Regions from separate parts of the Homo sapiens genome. Here region 2 is linked to region 1. Evidence: read pairs that join two places in POLR2A ChIA-PET (ENCODE). Cell type or tissue: PC-9. All regions are shown on one strand. Each heading gives the region's core, and the rest is flanking DNA. Links, peaks and the distances in the headings are about the cores only.

Region 1 (5,382 bases), core at 288-5,287:
ATTTCAGCCCACTTAGCCAAGACCTCAAGTATAAATAATTCTGATAATTATGGAGTAATCAACTGCTATTTTATATTGATTCTGTAAAAAAAAAATTTTTGTTATTAAAATAATTTTCTGACTCAGTGTAAAAAAAAAAAAAGCAAGTGTAATTTTTGCCATATCCACATACTATATCATGTACTACCTTGCCACAGTGACAGATTACCTAAGCTACATTTTTGTTGTTGCTGTTTTTAAGACAGGCTCTCTACTTTGTTGCCCAGGCTGGAGTGCAGTGGCACGATCTCAGTTCACTGCAACCTCTGCCTCCCGGGCTTAAACAATATTCCTGCCTCAGCCTCCCAAGTGGCAGGGACTACAGGCGCACGCCACCAAGCCAGGCTAGTTTTTGTATTTTTTATGTAGAGACAGGATTTCACCACGTTGCCCAGGCTGGTCTCAAACTCCTGAGTTCAAGCAGTCCATGCTCCTCAGCCTCCCAAAGTACTGGGATTACAGGTGTAAGCCACTGTGCCCAAGCCTTGATTTCTTATAAAATCAAACATATACTTCACTTACTATTTGACTCAACAATCATACTCCTAGAGAAATGAAGACGTGTGTTCTCACAAAAACCTGTACATATTTATAGTGGTTTTATTCATAATTGCCAAAAACTGGAAACAACAGAAATGTCCTTCAATCAGAAAAGGAATAAACTGTGGTACATCCTTTCAATGAAACGCTACTCAGCAACAACAACAAAAAACCAAACTACTTGCAGGCAACAACATAGATGAATCTCAAATACAGTATGCTAAGCAAAAGAAGAATCAAAAAGAAAAATACTATATGATTTTATTTGTATGGAATTCTGAAAAAGGCAAAACTATAAGGACAGAACATAGATAAAAAGTTGCCACGGGGCGCAGTGGCTCACACCCGTAATCCCAGCACTTTGGGAGGCCAAGGCAGGCAGATCACCTGAGATCAGGAGTCTGAGACCAGCCTGACCAACATGGCAAAACCCCATGTCTGCTAAAAATACAAACATAAGCCGGGTGTGGTGGGGAACATCTGTAATCTCAGCTACTTGGGAGGCTGAAGCAGGAGAATCGCTTGAACCTGGGAGGCAGAGGTTGCAGTCAGCCGAGATTGCGCCACTGCACTCCAGCTCAGGAGACAGAGCAAGACTCCGTCTCAACAAAAACAAAAAACAAAAAGAATTAAAAAGGGGCTGGGTGCAGTGGCTCATGCCTGTAATCCTAGCACTTGGAAAGGCCGAGGCAGGCAGATTGCCTGACTTCAGGAGTCCGAGACCAGCCTGGGCAACATGGCAAACCCCAACTCTACTAAAAATACAAAAAATTAGCCAGGCATGGTGGCACACACCTGTAGTCCCAGCTATTCCAGGGAAGCTGAGGCAGGAGAATCACTTGAACCCAGGAGATGGAGGTAGCAGTGAGCCGAGATCACGCCACTTCACTCCAGCCTGGGTGACAGAGCAAGACTCTGTCTCCAAAATTAAAAAAAAAAAATTACAAAGGGAAGAAATTTCTACCCATGGGATTTAATGTTATTTAAGGAAAACCAGAGGGCATCCTATACTGTGTGAAATACTGAGATAAGATATGTAAAGAGCCCAGACTGGAGCAGGTAGGTAGGGAGTAAATGTTACTTCCCTCTCCTACAGTTTTCCAACAAATCCAAAAAATGCATAAAAGCAGAGCAGATAAAGAATATCTAAATACTGTAAATGGAGAGAGAAATTGTGTTAATGAATCAGAAGACTCAATATAAACAATTAAGATTTCAATTATTCCCAAATTGATCTACAGATTCAACACAATCCTAAAAAAAAAAAAAAATCCCATCGGACTCTTTTCTGTAGAATCAACAAGCTAATTCTAAAAATTTTTATGGAAAACCAAAGGACCTAGAATAGCCAAAATAATTTTGAAAAAGAAGAACAAAGTTAGAGTTGGTAATCAAACTACACTAATCAAGACAGTGGGTACAGGTGTAAGCATATATGTAACAGAATAGAGCAGAGAAATAGACCCACATATACATGGTCAACTGGCTGTCAAAAAAGGTGCTAAGATAATTCAGTGGAGAAAGAAAATCTTTCCAACAAATGGTGCTGGAAACAACTGAATATTCATATGCCAAAAAAAAAAACTTTGACCCATTATATACAAAACTAATTCAAAATGGATCACAGACCTAAATATAATACTTAAAACTATAGAACTTCTAGGAGAAAACATAGGAAAATGTTTTTTTGCAACTGGGTCAGGCAAAGATTTCTTAGATATAAAAGAAAAAGCAGAAACCATAAGAGAAAAAGATTGATAAACTGAACTTCATTAAGCTTAACTTCTGCTCTTCAAAAGACATACTGTTAAGAGGACAACAAGATAAGTCATAGACAGGAAGAAAATATTTGCAAAACACGTATCTGCAAAGGAACTGGTGGCCAGGTGCAGTGACTCACAACTGTAATCCCAGCACTTTGGGAGGTCACGGTGGGTGGATCATTTGTGGTCAGGAGTTCGAGACTGGCCTGACCAACATGGTGAAATCCCATCTCTATTAAAAATACAAAAATTAGGCCAGGCCCGGTGGCTCACACCTGTAATCCCAGCACTTTGGGAGGCCGAAGCGGGCAGATCACGAGGTCAGGAGATTGAGACCATCCTGGCTAACACGGTGAAACCCCGTCTCTACTAAAAATACAAAAACAAAATTAGCTGGGCATGGTGGCAGGCGCCTGTAGTCCCAGCTACTCGGGAGGCTGAAGAAGGAGAATGGCGTGAACCCGAGAGGCAGAGTTTGCAGTGAGCTGAGATTGTGCCACTGCACTCCAGCCTGGGTGACAGAGCAAGACTCCGTCTCAAAAAAAAAAAAGGAACTGCTATCTAAAAATAGATGAACAATTTTGAAGACCCAATAAGAAAACAAGCCATTTTTTTAAATGGACAAAAGATTTAAACAGACATATCATCAGGGAAGATACACAGATGACAAATAAGCACATGAAAAGATGCTCAATATCATTATTTATTAGTGAAGTGCAAATTAACACCACTATGAGATACCACTATAAACCTATTAATAGCTTTTTAAAAATTGATGATACCAACTGCTGACCAGGATGAAGAGTTGCCGGAAGTCTCATACATTGCTGGTGGGAATAAAAAATGGTGCAGCCATTTTGGAAAACAATTTGGCAATTTCTTATAAAGTTAAACATAAACTTACTATACAATCCAGAAATTGGAGGCGAGATTGGAGGTTGGAGGGAGGCAGAGGTTGCAGTTAGCCAAGACTGTGCCACTGCACTCCAGCCTGGGCAACAGAGTGAGACAAAAAAAAAAAAAGAAAAAAAGAAAGGAAGCCTGGGCAACAAAGTGAGGCCCCATCTCTACAAAAAATTTTAAAATTAGCCAGGCATTCAGAGGACTAGGTCATATCAGGAAAATAAAAAATCAGCTTGGCGAGTTGGTGTTTGCCTGTAGTCCCAGCTATTTGGGAGAGAGAGGAGGATCGCTTGAGCCTAGGAGGTTGAGGCTGCAATAAGCAATGATCGCACCACTGCATACCAGCCTGGGTGGGAGAGAGAGACCATGACTGCATACCAGGCTGGGTGGGAGAGAGAGACCATGTCTCTAAAAGAAAAAAAAAAAAAAGAAAGGAGGTGGGCACAGTGGTTCACTCCTGTAATCCCAGCACTTTGGGAGGCTGAGGCAGGTGATCACTTGAGGTCAGGAGTTCGAGACCAGCCTGGCCAACGTGGTTGGTGAAACCCCATCTCTATTAAAAATACAAAAATTAGCCAGGTGCAGTAGTGCGCACCTGTAATCCCAGCTACTTGGGAGGCTGAGGCAGAAGAATCACTTGAGGCAGGAGTTAGAGACCAGCCTGGCCAACATGGTGAAACCCATGAGGTGGAGGTTGCAGGGAGCTAAGATTGCACCACTGCACTCCAGCATGGGTGACAGAGTGAGACTCTGTCTCAAAAAACAAAAAAAGAAAAAGAAAGGAAATTCTGACATATGCTACCACATGGATGACCTTTGAGGATATTATGATAAGTGAAAGAAGCCAGTCACAAAAAGACAAATACTATATGATTCCACTTACATGAGGTAGAATAGTCAAAGTCAGAGACAGAAAGTAGAAGGGTAGTTACCAGGAGCTTAGGGGAGGAAGGAATGGGCAGTTATTTAATGGGTACAGTTTCAGTGTTTGCTTTTTTTAATCTTTTTTTTTTTTTTTTTTTTTTTGAGACAGGGTCTTGCTCTGTTGCCCACGCTGGAGTGCAGTGGCACAGTCTCAGCTCACTGCAACCTCCACTTCCTGGATTCAAGCGATTCTCCTGCCTCAGCCTCGCAAGTAGCTGGGACTACAGGCGTGCACCACTGCACCCAGCTAATTTTTGTATTTTTAGTGGAGACAGGGTTTTGCCATGTTAGCCAAACTAGTCTCGAACTCCTGACCTCTGGTGATCCACCCGCCTTAGCCTGCCAAAGTGCTGGGATTACAGGCATGAGCTACCGCGCCTGGCTTGTTTTTTTAAATTTTGAGACAGCGTCTCACTCCGTCACTCAGGCTGAAGTGCAGTGGCAAGAACACAGCTCACTGCAGTCTCCACCTCCTGGACTCAAGCTATCCTCCCGCCTCACCCTCCCGAGTAGGTGGGACTACAGGCACATGCCATCATGCCCAGCTAATTTTGTTATTTGTAGAGACGAGGTCTCGCTATGTTGCCCAGGCAGGTCTCAAACTCCTGGGATCAAGTGATCCTCCCACCTTAGCCTCCCAAAGTGCTGGGATTACAGGTGTGAGCCACTGCGCCCAGCTAGAGTTTCATTTTTATAAGATGAAAAGCATGATGGAGATGGATGGTGGTGATGCTTGTATAACATTATGAATGCATTTGATATCACTAAACTGTACAGTTAAAAATAGTTAAGCTGGTAACTTATGTGTATTTTACCACTAAAAAGAAAACTTGCAAAAACATGAAAGAATGTCAGACACATTATACTAAGTGAAAGAGGCCAGCCACAAACAGCTACATACTGTGTGATTTCATTTATATGATATTCTGGAGAAGTTAAAACAATAGGGCCAGAAAATTGGTCTGTGGTTGCCAGGGACTTGAGTGGGGAAGAGGGAGAAGACTGACTACACCAGGGCACCAAAGAACTTTTCAGGTTAATAGAACTAGTCTATATTTTTATTGTAGTACATTATATAACTAAAAAGAGTTAATTTTACTACATGTAAACTGTATCTCAAAAGCCTAGTTTAACAAAAAAACAGAGCATTCTACCCACACCAAGAACATCCCATACAAAAGCATCCTTCATACCTTTCCTCGACTTTAATGGA
Region 2 (5,382 bases), core at 331-5,330, 110 kb after region 1:
CAGCTTCCCGAGTATCTGGGATTACAGGCAAGAGCCACTGTCCCTGACCATTTTAGCCATTTTTAAGTGTGTAGTTCAGTGGCATTAAGAACATTCACATTGTAGTACCGGCTAGGCATGGTGCCTCACGACCATAATCCTGGTACTTTGGGAGGCCGTGGTGGGAGGATTGCTTGAGCTCAGGAGTTCAAAACCAGCTTGGGCAACTTAGTGAGACCTTGTCTCTATTAAAAATAAATAAATAAGTAAAAAATAAATAAAAAATAACATTCACATTTAGTACAACCATCACCTGCATAAATTTTTATAACAACTTTATGGAGCTAAAGTTTACATATCATATAATTTACTTGTATCAAGTATACAGTTTAGTGGTTTTTAGTATATATTAATAACATGTGGTCTTTTTTTTTTTTTTTTTTGAGATGGAGTCTCCCTCTGTTGCCCAGGCTGGAGTGCATGGTGTGATCTCGGCTCACTGCAACCTCCGCCTCCCGGGTTCAAGCAATTCTTTGCCTCAGCCTCCCGAGTAGCTGGGATTACAGGCGCCCACCACCACGCCCAGCTAATTTTTGTATTTTTTTTAAGTAGAGACGGGGTTTCACCATGTTGGCCAGGCTGGTCTTGAACTCCTGACCTCATGATCCACCCGCCTTGGCCTCCCAAAGTGCTGGGATTACAGGCGTGAGTCACCATGCCCGGCAATAATATGTGGTCTTTAGTGACTGATCTCTTTCAGTTAGTGTAGTGTTTTCAAGGTTCATTTGTTTTGAAGCATATTATCAATACTTCATCCCATTGTATCTGTGTACCACGTTTTGTTTATTAGTTGATGGACATTTGGCTTGTTTCTGCACTTTGGCTCTTATGGGTAGTGCTTGCCATATGTTATAATGATTTCATTATCATTTAGCTCAAATGATGATGAGTTTTAGAAACAGGGTCTTGCTCTGTCACCCAGGCTGGAGTGCAGTGGTGTGATCATAGCTCACTGCAGCCTCAAACTCCTAGGTTCAAGCAATCCTTCTGCTTCGGCCTGCCAAGTAGGGGACTACAGGTGCATGCCACCACACTCTAGTAAATTTTAAATTTTTTGTAGAGATAGGGTCTCGCTTATTTGCCCAGGCTGATCTCGAACTCCTGTATTCACTCGATCCTCCTCAGCCTCCCAAAGTGATGGGATTACATACACGAGCCAACACACCAAGCCTAAATTTCCATTGTGAGTTCTTCTTGAACCTCTGGGTTAGAAGTACATTATGTTATTTCCAAACATTTCAACATTTTCTGGATATCTTTTAGTTGTAAATTTCTTGTTCAGTTTCACTGAGGGCAGATAATACGTTCTATATGATTTCAAACATTTGAAATTTGTTGAGACTTGCTTTGTGTCCCAGCACTTGTTTTCTTTCTTTCTTCTTTTTTTTTTTTTTTTTTTTGAGACAGTGTCTCGCTGTGTCACCCAGGCTGGACTGCAGTGGCATGATCACGGTTCATTGTAGCTTTGACCTCCTGGGCTCAAGCAATCCTCCCACCTTAGCCTCTCAAGTGTCTGGGACAACAGTATGTACCACCATGCCTGGCTAATTGTTTTTTTTTTTTTTTTTCTTTTTTTTTTCTTTCTCGAGATGAAGTCTCACTGTGTTGCACAGGCTGGAGTGCAGTGGCACAGTCTTGGCTCACTGTAACCTTTGCCTCCCAGGATTAAGTGATTGTCCTGCCTCAGCCTCCGGAGTAGCTGGGATTACAGGCATGAGCCACAATGCCTGGCTAATTTTTGCATTTTTAGTACAGACAGAATTTCACCATGCTGGCCAGGCTGGTCTCAAACTCCTGACCTCAGGTGATCTACCCACCTTGGCCTCCCAAAGTGCTGGGATTACAGGCGTGAGCCACACCGCGCCTGGCCAACTGTACTTGTTTTCAATTAGGAGATACCTTCATCTAGAATTACTTTCACTGGTGAATTTCTTTTTCTTTTTTTTTTGGAGACAGAGTCTTTCTCTGTTGCCCAGGCTGGAGTGCAGTGGCACAATCTCGGCTCACTGCAACCTCCGCCTCCCGGGTTCAAGTGATTTCCCTGCCTCAGCCTCCCAAGTAGCTCAGATTGTGGGTCTCTGCCACCACACCCGGCTGATTTTTGTATTTTTAGTAGAGATGGGGTTTCACCATGTTGGCCAGGCTGATCTGAAACTCCTGACCTCAAGTCATCTGCCCGCCTTGGCCTCTCAAAGTGCTGAGATTACAGCCATGAGCCACCGCACCTGGCCTTAAAACGGTGAATTTCTCATATCTGTAATCCCAGCACTTTCCACCTGTATCGTCTGCTACTCTGGAGGCTAAGGTCAGAGGATTATTTCAACCCAGGAGGTTGAGGCCATGGTGAGCCACGATCATGCCACTGCACTCTGTTTCCAAAAAAAAAAAAGTAGGTGAATTGTATGGTATGTGATTTATCTCTCTCTGTCTCTCTCTCTCTTTTTTTTTTTTTTTTTTAAGGCAAGGTTGGGATTCCAGAAACTGCCTCCTCAAATACTGCTTATTCTCTCAAATAGACTTTTGAGGTTGGGATAGGTTTGATATTAGCAGCAAAATCCTGTAAGAGGGCCTGTAACTTCAAGATTATGTCCTGCATATGGGTTATTACAGATTTACTTGTCTGATTTATTGTTGAAGAATTTAGGTAATCTCGTATATAAGTAGAGTTACGTATTTAAATTTATTTCTTTCCAAATAAGATTGGAAAAATAAATAAAGCTTCCTAAGTTAGCTCTCTAATACTCATGGTCCTTGTTAAAGGCCTGAGATACCTTCTTTTTCTTCTAGCTAAAGTCTCCTTCAGACCTCATGTTTAAAGTTATTTTTCTCTGGAAAGTTTTTCTTTACCTTCTAGCCTTATAATAGAAGACTGCCCCCATTCACAACATGCTCTTGTACTTTTTATCACTCTGCAGTAACTTTTTGTCTCTCTGACTTAACCTTAGCAAGTACTATGTTCTGATTGTTTTTATATCCCCAGCATTTTTCAGTCCCTGGCATTTAGTATGTTCTCATTAAAAGGAAGAAATATAAGTGAGTAGGATCATTTTTCTATTATATTTGCCCTGGGCTACAAAAGTTTCAAAGATTGAGCCCTATCATTTGAATTAGAATTTATACCCAAGTTGTTTGCCAGTGGTTGTTAATACAGTCAAATGGAATGTGAATCCTACTGAGATCATTGTTGTGTCTGGCCTTCACAGAATTGCAAGAGTGTGTAATTAGCATGGTGCAGATGGTGTGATTTTAGGAATGTTATTATAAATGTTGAAATTGTGCTAGAATTTCTATTTTGTTTCTGGAGATTGCATTGAGGCAGCATAGTGAATGCAAATGTAGTTATTAAGAGATGATTTACAAATACATGCATCAAAATTTTATATTTAAACATGACTTTCAAAGGAAATGCTCATTGGAGCATTTCTCATTTCAGGCTTTTGGATTAAGGATGCTCAAGTATAATGCAAATTTTCTAAAATCTGAAATATTTATGGTTCTGAGCATTTTGGTTAAGAGATACTCAACTTGTAGTTGTCTTGTTCCTACCTACTTTTACTGAGAGACACTCTCCTTTAGTTTTTTTTCTCCTAGATTTTAGATTACTCCTGTTAGGAACCAGGCCTCACGGCAGGAGGTAAGCAGTGGGCCTGAGCTCCACCTCCTGTCAGATCAGTGCTGGCATTAGATTCTCATAGGAGCGAGAACCCTATAGTGAACTGTGCATGTGAGGGATCTAGGTTGCATGCTCCTTATGAGAATCTAATGCCTGATGATCTGAGGTAGAACAGTTTCATCCTGAAACCATCCACCGTTCCTCCTCCCCAACTCCCACAGAAAAACTGTCTTCCATGAAACTGGTCCCTGGTGCCAAAAAGATTGGTGACTGCTACTGTAGATTTATCTCCAATTTGGGTTTGCCATTTTTTTTTCTCACTATTAAACTGGATAAACTGGCCAGGTGCGGTGGCTGAAGCCTGTAATCCCAGCTCTTTGGGGGGCTGAGGCAGGTATATCACCTGAGGTCAGGAGTTTGAGACCAGCCTGGCCAACATGGTGAAACTCTGTCTCTACTAAAAATACAAAAACTAGCTGGGCGTGGTGGCGGGCGCCTGTAATCTCAGCTACCCAGGAGGCTGAGGCAGGAGAATCGCTTGACCCCAGGAGGTGAAGGTTGCAGTGAGCTGATATCGTGTCACTGCACTCCAGCCTGGGCGACAGAGTGAGACCCCGTCTCAAAAACAAACAAAAACTTGATAAACTGGGTAAATTCTTCTCCGTTATTAAACTGGAGTTTTTTTCACTTCACAAGGTGAAGTGCCCTTCTTGTCACAGTATATCAGGGGTTCTTGATAGCCACATACATATATACACTTTTTATTGGGAATGATACATATATAGTAAAGTGTTTTACTCTTTGAGAAAAAGATTTTATTTTAAAGTATAACATCCAGTAAAGGGCACAAAGTAGACAAATCTTAAATATATGGCTTGTTGGAAATTTTACTTTTTTATTCACCTTTGTAATGATTAATACCAGCACTTAGAAGATTCCTTGGCTCCCTTTCTCAGTTAGAAACCCCTTACAACTTTTCTTGACTTCTATCAGCATTAATTCTACCAGTTTTGAACGTCATATAAATAGAATTACAGAGTATATATTCTTTTGTATCTGGTCTCTTTCACTCTATGTAGTGTCTGAAATTTGTTCATACAATTTTACATGTTAGGATATTTTGTCATTGTAATATTTCATTTTATGACTATGCCACAATTTGTCCATTCTCTTTATTTATTTATTTATTTTTATTTATTTATTTTTTTTTTTTTGAGATGGTGTCTCACACCCTGTCGCCCAGGCTGGAGTGCAGTGGCATGATCTCGGCTCACTGTAACCTCCACCTCCTGGGTTCAAACGATTCTCCTGCCTCAGTCTCCTGCGTAGCTGGGATTACAGGCGCGCATCACCACACCCGGCTAATTCTTGTATTTTTAGTAGAAATGAGGTTTTGCCATGTTGGCCAGGCTGATCTCAAACTCCTGACTTCAGGTGATCTGCCTGCCTCAGCCTCCCAAAGTGTTGGGATTACAGCTGTGAGCCACCGCGCCTGGCCTAAAATACAGCTGGAGAATTAATTCCAGCAAGGGATGGCTTGATGATTTTTGAAAGACTTGGCTTAAAACAACAACAACAAAAAAATCAATGTAACAGCAGAAGCAGCTTCTGCCAACCAAGACAAGTTTCCAGATGCCATGAAGAAAATAATTGAGGCCAGATGTGGACGCTCATGCTTGTAATCCCAGCACTTTGGGAGGTCAAGGCAGGCGGATCATGAGGTCAGGAGT

The links. Peaks named below come from ENCODE experiments on the same cell type or tissue, not always from the same donor. Only the 100,000 strongest peaks of a DNase experiment are listed, where the experiment ranks them.
Region 2: POLR2A ChIA-PET joins it to region 1 with 7 read pairs; 2 of 35 experiments call an interaction of 5 or more read pairs at or near these places.

Annotation. Positions count from the first base shown.
Region 1 is chr11:73,844,957-73,850,338 of GRCh38, reverse strand. MRPL48 (mitochondrial ribosomal protein L48) reads right to left here. Exons shown (of 8, transcript NM_016055.6): 5 at 5,363-5,382. It also overlaps the pseudogene MIX23P5. Among named protein-coding and RNA genes, the nearest start is that of COA4, 29 kb to the left of the region's middle. In PC-9, for the core only: no CTCF peak of the experiment used is centred there; a DNase peak (open chromatin) is centred at 2,418.
Region 2 is chr11:73,733,035-73,738,416 of GRCh38, reverse strand. All of the region lies in intron 1 of RAB6A (RAB6A, member RAS oncogene family), which reads left to right. Among named protein-coding and RNA genes, the nearest start is that of RAB6A, 25 kb to the left of the region's middle. In PC-9, for the core only: no CTCF peak of the experiment used is centred there; no DNase peak of the experiment used is centred there; H3K27ac peaks cover 542 bases.